Linked DNA regions of Homo sapiens: region 1 is linked to region 2. Evidence: chromatin contacts called from ENCODE Hi-C data. All regions are on one chromosome and are shown on one strand. Each heading gives the region's core, a stretch centred on a gene start or an enhancer-like site at or near the end of the contact. The rest is flanking DNA. Distances are from core to core; before and after follow the strand shown.

What was found. A loop is a pair of places that touch in the nucleus more often than their neighbours do. Pooled maps may share reads with other maps.
Region 1: a map of B cell shows a loop between it and region 2 (18-fold over the local background). The contact joins the promoter of REV3L here to the promoter of ATG5 in region 2. A Hi-C loop is called at or near these places in 2 of 168 maps with a recorded cell type or tissue (B cell and naive thymus-derived CD4-positive, alpha-beta T cell) and 6 of 50 pooled maps.

Annotation. Positions count from the first base shown.
Region 1 is chr6:111,481,523-111,484,961 of GRCh38, forward strand. REV3L (REV3 like, DNA directed polymerase zeta catalytic subunit) reads right to left here and starts at 1,696. Exons shown (of 32, transcript NM_001372078.1): 1 at 1,228-1,696. The coding sequence starts at 1,366. It also overlaps TRAF3IP2-AS1. RefSeq lists enhancers at 583-642, 2,483-2,842 and silencers at 1,013-1,092, 1,153-1,222, 1,283-1,582, 1,753-1,982, 2,023-2,412.
Region 2 is chr6:106,323,967-106,327,176 of GRCh38, forward strand. It overlaps ATG5 (autophagy related 5), which reads right to left and starts at 1,794. Exons shown (of 8, transcript NM_004849.4): 1 at 1,560-1,794. RefSeq lists enhancers at 1,604-1,653, 1,674-1,993.

The DNA.
Region 1 (3,439 bases), core at 446-2,945, 5.2 Mb after region 2:
TTAAAAGATAACTGCTTTAAAATGAGTGCTTGTGTTTGGGAAAGCGCTATTATCTTGGTAGTCCACAGAAACTGACTGTAGTAATAAGATGAATGGTGATGAGGGCAAGGAGCATCAAGTGGGAAATGCTATCTAAAATCCCATAGGGCAATTCATAGCTAGAGGGAAGAACAACCTTTCCTAAGATGCATTATTTCCTAGAACTCCATTATTTCATGGAAGCAGTTCAAAGCATGCAAAAAAGCAAAACCATTTTAAAACACCTAGTAAACTGGGCCTCTATCTTTTTTATATTATCATAAGCCCCAGGAGTTTTTGAGAACGTACCTTCTGTCACGGCTGTCTCCCCTTCCCATCCCTTCTTCAACATAGTTGTGTTTAAAAAATATATACCTGTACTTAAAACGCAATCCTACAGCCCAGCCTAGGAGCATTTCAAAATGTCTGTGCTGCTGAGTCTGGCTGTGGTTCCTAATAAATTCACCCCATTAAGTGTGATGTTTTAGGTTGGGCAACATAAACACGCATTTCCTACTTCCATGGATGCACATTTCCTGAAAGCACTGCACCTAAGGATGCTGCCCTGTCCCCCGACGCTCAGGCACTAAACTCTAAGGAGTCACGACCTGCACTCACAGCAGAGCCACACGGTCACCCCAGTGAGAAAGATTATCTGGCCCCAAGCGCCACTCTCTCCGGCCCACTGCATCTCCGGAACTGGCAGAGGAGAGCGAGGGTGAGAAGAGACCATGGGGAGCGACTGACAACAAGGCTGACACTTCCCCGTTTCCAGAAAGCGGCACTTGGGGGACACAAGGGATGTCCCACTAGCGACCGACCTCAGAGCAGGCCCTACGAACCCGTCCACCGATGGACATGGCGCGGCCACCTGGCCCGCCGTCCGGGGCGCCCGCGGCTTTCGCTCTCCCGGCCCGCGCCCTGGAGTGCGGCTCCCGCTCCCGGCCGCCACACGCAGTCTAAACACGCGGCGCTCGCCACCTCCCTGCCCGGGGGTGGGGGCGCCGCGCAGCGCTCGCGCGGACCCACATTTTTGCGGCTCTTGTCACGCACGAGAGAAAAGGCGAGGAGGGCGGAGGGGAGGGAAGACGCGGCAGCGATCCACGGAGACGGCCGGCGCCGGTGGCGTGTGCGCGTGTGCGCGGCGGGGAGGGCGGCCCCGGCGCCCCGCCGACTCCCGCTCCCGCCCCGCGCCCGGCGCCCGCTTACCTGCCGGGGTCGCTCCGAAGACTCGCACCACCGGCACCTTCTTGACAGGGGCCTGGGTGAGGGGGGATTGGCAGGTATCCAGCCCCTGCAGCGGGCTGGCCATGTAGTAGTCTGCAGTCACTATCCTTACTGAAAACATGTTCGCCGCCGCCGCCACTGCCTCCCTTCACTGGCGACCCGGCAGCGGCAGCAGCAGCGGCGGCGGCTCCCTCCGCAGCGGCGGCGGCGCCCCCTCCCCTTCTCGGCACGGCCCCCTCCCCTCACACAGAGGCACCTCGAGGAGCGGCGGGCGGGGCGGTGTAGGCGCTGCTGCCGCCGCCTCCTCAGGAGCACCCGGCAAGGGGCCGCAGGAGAGAAGCCCTCGAGCTTTCGTCGGTGCTGGTGCTGCCGCCACTGCCGCCACCGCCGGGAATCACACGGGCTCCTCGGTCCCAGGCTGCAGCTCTTGTTGCCATGATGATGATGTCACGGACGCAACCACTGGGGGGAGGGGAGAGGGGGGTGTGTGTGGCGAAGGGAGGCTGCGAGTAGTGCGGGGGAGGGGGCTCGGCGGGAAAAGGAGCGAGAGGGCGGGCGCCCGGGCGGGACACGGAGGGCGGGGGCCGAGAAGGGGCTTTCTCCCCCTCCCCGGGCACGCGGCGAGGGAGGCGGCCGGCGGCCGGCAGCGCCCGCGCGGGATCGATGACTCGGCTGGCGGGCACGGTCACCTGGGTGAGGGGCAGCGGAAGGGGCGGCGGAGCACCGATCTCATGGATGGGCTCCGAGGGGCTTGCGGGAGGGGGGCGCCAGTGTTCGGGGCCGTTTTGGCGGCTATGCAGGATTGGCAGGAGCTGCGATGCTCACACTTGCCTCGCCGACCGCCATTTCACATCCAGCAGAGGAGGCGGGGGCAGCCGCTGAGACGGTTTTTCACAAGGTAAGAAAATCCGCCCGCGTGAGGAGGGAGGCGAGGCGCAGATCTCGTGCCGCTGCGGCCTCGCGGGAGGGAAGGGCGGGCGGGCGGCGGAACGGGCGGGGCCGGGTGCGGACGCAGCCGGCCCTTCTCAGGTAACGCCGCGGCTCCGCGCGTGGCCCGGGGGCGGTGCGAAGGGTGGGGGCGCGCGGGCGCGGGCTTCGGCCTATAAAAGGGCCGCCCTGGCGTTCCCCCTTCCCGAACGTGCCGCGCGAGCCGCGGTGCCCCCTCCTCTTTGCTGCTGCAGTGTCTGCGCCGGGCCATTTAATGAGATTTATTCACGCACGGCTCTTCTCAGCTTTGCGAGGGGTTGGCAGATCCAGTGCACAGGGATTTCCCACTACCGTGTTTTTCTCCCGCCCCCTTCCTTCCCTCTCGTCCTAATACATCCTTCGTTGGTTTCCTCGGCCCCGCAGGCTGCGTCCCGGGCACGCGCAAGTACATGTAAGGACTTGTCAGCTGCCGGTGACCTCCCTCCTCCCTCGTCGCTCCTCCCCCAGCGGAATGTAGGATTAACAGTCTTTCCGAGAAAATTTTGGCCAAAGAAAAAGGCCTGTGAAAGTCACCGCGTTAGACGTGGCCTCCTCGTGTTTTTCACTAACACGTTATGGAAGGTTTTACTACCCGAAGGCATAAAAGCACCACCGTGGGGAAGGGCCGTTTTGAATAAACAACTTTATTCAAAAATCGAGAGGGGGTGAAGCGATGCAGTTAGGGAATTTTTGTTTTAAAGAGTAGTAACATGCAGCTGGCTTGGCTATTAAATTGGAAACAAGGGGTTCCTCTCTGACTTGGCCACTGATATTGGGCGTGACCTTGGACAAATAATTTTGTTTCTTTGGGCTCAGTTTCTACATATGTAAAACGGGAAGGTTTCTCTTAAAAACTAATCCTGAAGGGTTTCTTCTCAACAAAAAGATGCAAGCTGTAGGAGGCAGAAAGCGTGGGTTCAAGTTCGAAATTTGCCCCTGAATTAGGACCCTTGACACATTTCTAACCCATCCAAGTAGAGATCGTTCTTTTACATTTGTGTGTTATACAGGTGCATTTTAGTGGTTACCAGGTTGCCACGTATTTGAAGTGGTGTGAGAGCTACTCGTTTGGAACCGTTGTGGATTTTCAAATAGGAAAATCAAAAGGCCCAAAGAGACAGCTCACTGGTAAGAAGCTGTCTATAAATTCCCTAACATATAAATGCTATAATAAGAACTTACGCTCCGAGGGATTTGAGACTGATTACTACAGTAAATTAGCTTGTAG
Region 2 (3,210 bases), core at 544-3,043:
CAGCTCCTTCCAAGTGGCACCCTTCTTTATCACCCGTAGGCCTCCAAGTTAATATCATCTTTTCTATGGCCACCACTCCCATCTCTTGGCATTCCCTATACCCCTGCACTGCTTTGGTTTTTTTCTCTAGCACTTTCCGCCACTTGACGTACACAGTTGGCCCTTCCTACCCATGGGTTCTTCGTCCTTGTATTCAACCAATCATGGATGAAAAAATATTCGGGGAAGGAAAAAAAAGTCAGTACTGAACATGTATAGACTCTTTTTTGTCATTATTCCCTAAACAATACACCATAACAACTATTTATACAGCATTTAAGTTGTATTGCGCATTATAAATAATGCAGAGTTGAACTAAAGATAGGAGGATGTGCATAGGTTATCTGCAAACACTACACCATTTTATATCAGGGACTTGAGCATTTGAGGACTTTGGTATCCAAGGGAGGTCCTGGAACCAATCTCCCACAGATGCCGAGGGACAGGAAAGACTGTACCTTAATTTTTGTATCAATGTCTTCTCACCCCATCCCCAAAGTGGAACTTCATGATGGCAGGGATTTTTATTCTTTTGTTTACTATTTTGTTTACTGTTTTGTCCAGTGCCTAACACATAGGAGGTACTCAGTTTGGGGGAAATTAATGAAATAAATACACACTTGAGGTGTGTGCACTATTCTAAAAATCCATATCCATACAGTTCCATTCTGTACACTTTCCCCCAATTTTAAGTAGCATATCTTTGAAGATAAAAGCACAGGCTTAAATCTGGTGTAAAATACCTCTCAATTACTACCCTGAGCACAACATCGTTATTTTCAAATTCAAAATTCAACCAGAAACTCCCTCTATGGAAATCACAAATAGTTCAGTTCAGAGCCAAGTATCCAGTTTCAAGGTCTCAGAAATTTAACAAGCCAATTCTGGAAGGCTTTGGAAGTTCAGCTACTGTCTGGTAAGTCTCCGGGTTCTGATTGCTCAAGACAGGCTGTACCTCCTCACCCCTCAGAAAAATCTAGAACCAATAGTTTCCTAGGTTCCTCAAGTTCAGGATAATTTTAAAATAATCCAAAGTACAAATGAAGTATGTAAAAGTGTCTTGCCAACAGAAAATGTCTTTGGTAGCACTAAATATTGTTATTGAGACAGGGAATATCGTAAATAGATAAATTGCTTGGAGGACATACCCACCGAGTTTGGACAGACTCACACTGCACTGTGCAATAAAGGTTTAAATAACTGTGTTCCACAAACAATTCAGGTCCTGAACTGAACTCTAGAGCCTGCGACTAGACTCTCGCTTTCCTACCTTAGTAAGCAACAGACATGTACCCCAAGAGGGACCCCGCAGGCCACACCCGCCAACCGGCCCCAGGGCTCCGGGCCGGCGTCTCGCCAACTCCACCTTGCCCGGAGGAACCACCTTCACCCGCCATCGCGGCCGGGCGGGCGCTCCTCCAGGCAACTACTCACCCCTCCTTCCTACCACACCTACCTGGCCCCTCCCCAGCCCTCCTCCTCTAGGAATTTCCTCACACAAGGTGGACACACACACGTACCCTACTCCAAGCTATGGCTCCTCCTTCCGGCTCCCCGCACTGGTGGGGACGCCCAGATTCCGCGCTCCGGTGGGGCGGCGGGGCAAGCTGCCCGCCTGACACACTGTCCTGCGGGGACGCGGTAGCAGGACTCCAGGAAGCCCGCGCAGCCGCAAAAAGCACCGGCGCGGAGGTCGGAGCTGAACCCTGCTGCACTTCCGCCCTCTGGTATCCAGCGAATACAACCGGCAACGCTGCGGAGCCCTGGCAGCGCACCACAAGTCCAGTCACCCTCGGCGCCCGGAGATGACGTCACGAGACCCCACGTGGTCCGAACTCCGCCCTCCGTGTTCTGCCTAACCCAGCAAGGAGGCCCGAGTCGCTCTTGAGCATGCGCCAACGGGGCAGTACGCTTGAACTCGCGACCAAACCTCTCCAAGTTCATAGCTTCTACCCTCTTCTGAGAATCTTGCGTCAAAGCGTAGTTATTGGGGCTTGGGGAGGTTAACTTAACAGTTCCACAAAAACAGTTTTTAAAATACTGAAACACTGCCTCCCTAGAGCTTGATCGCAACATCCCTTTCTTCCTGGCATCACACAACAGTATTAATAAAACATTAGTTTTCAAAGTACTTTCCCATCCATTTTCTTATTTGATCTTCTTCTCTACTTTGTTGGAACCACCGCAGGCATTAATAACCTAATTTAACAGAAGACTATATGAGCACTGAACCCTCCCACCCATCCAAGAGTACATATCTTTATCTTACTCTTTGTAAAAATAATTGGGGCCGGGCGCGGTGGCTCACGCCTGTAATCCCAGCACCTTGGGAGGCCGAGGCGGGCGGATCACGAGGTCAGGAGATCGAGACCATCATGGCTAACACGGTGAAACCCCGTCTCTACTAAAAATACAAAAAAAATTAGCCGGGCGCGGTGGCGGGCTTCTGTAGTCCCAGCTACTGGAGAGTCTGAGGCAGGAGAATGGCGTGAACCCGGGAGGTGGAGCTTGCAGTGAGCCAAGATAGGGCCACCGCAGTCCCGCCTGGGCGAAAGAGCGAGACTCCGTCTCAAAAAAAAAATAGTAATAATTGGTAAACTTACTAATAAAGAATCTTTGAATTGGCTCTATCCAGAAGTCTTAGCAGGCATTTAAGGTTTTTCTCTTAATTACACGTGCCTTAACGCCATGCATGTTAAGTAAGTACTGTGCTGAGACTCAAAACAGGTTCTTGATAATTGGGAACATAAGGAAAATTCTAGTAGTAGCCACAGGATTCTTTTAAAAAGAAAAATCTTCTTGGAGTTGGACTAAGTACAATGATTTTCAAATGGTAAATTACAGTACATTAGTGGGTATCTAAATCAAGTTAGGGAAGCATGCCCAGCATCTTTTTAAATGAAATAAAATAGAAAATATCAGCATGCTTCACACATGTAAAGGGTAAATATTGTGTCCCAAAATTTTTACTTCAGTATGTATGTGGTGTACACTGGATAGGAATGTGAAATACATTTCTTAGTAAGGGTAGCAGTCAGAAAAGTTTGAAAGCCACAGTTATGGTCCTCTTCACCTACTCAATGCAGAAATCCTCACTACAGTGTCCCCAGTAAACAGCTATTAGCCTCTGTAAGAAAGCTTGTGGGATTAAGGTGCATTGCCTTCCCAGTG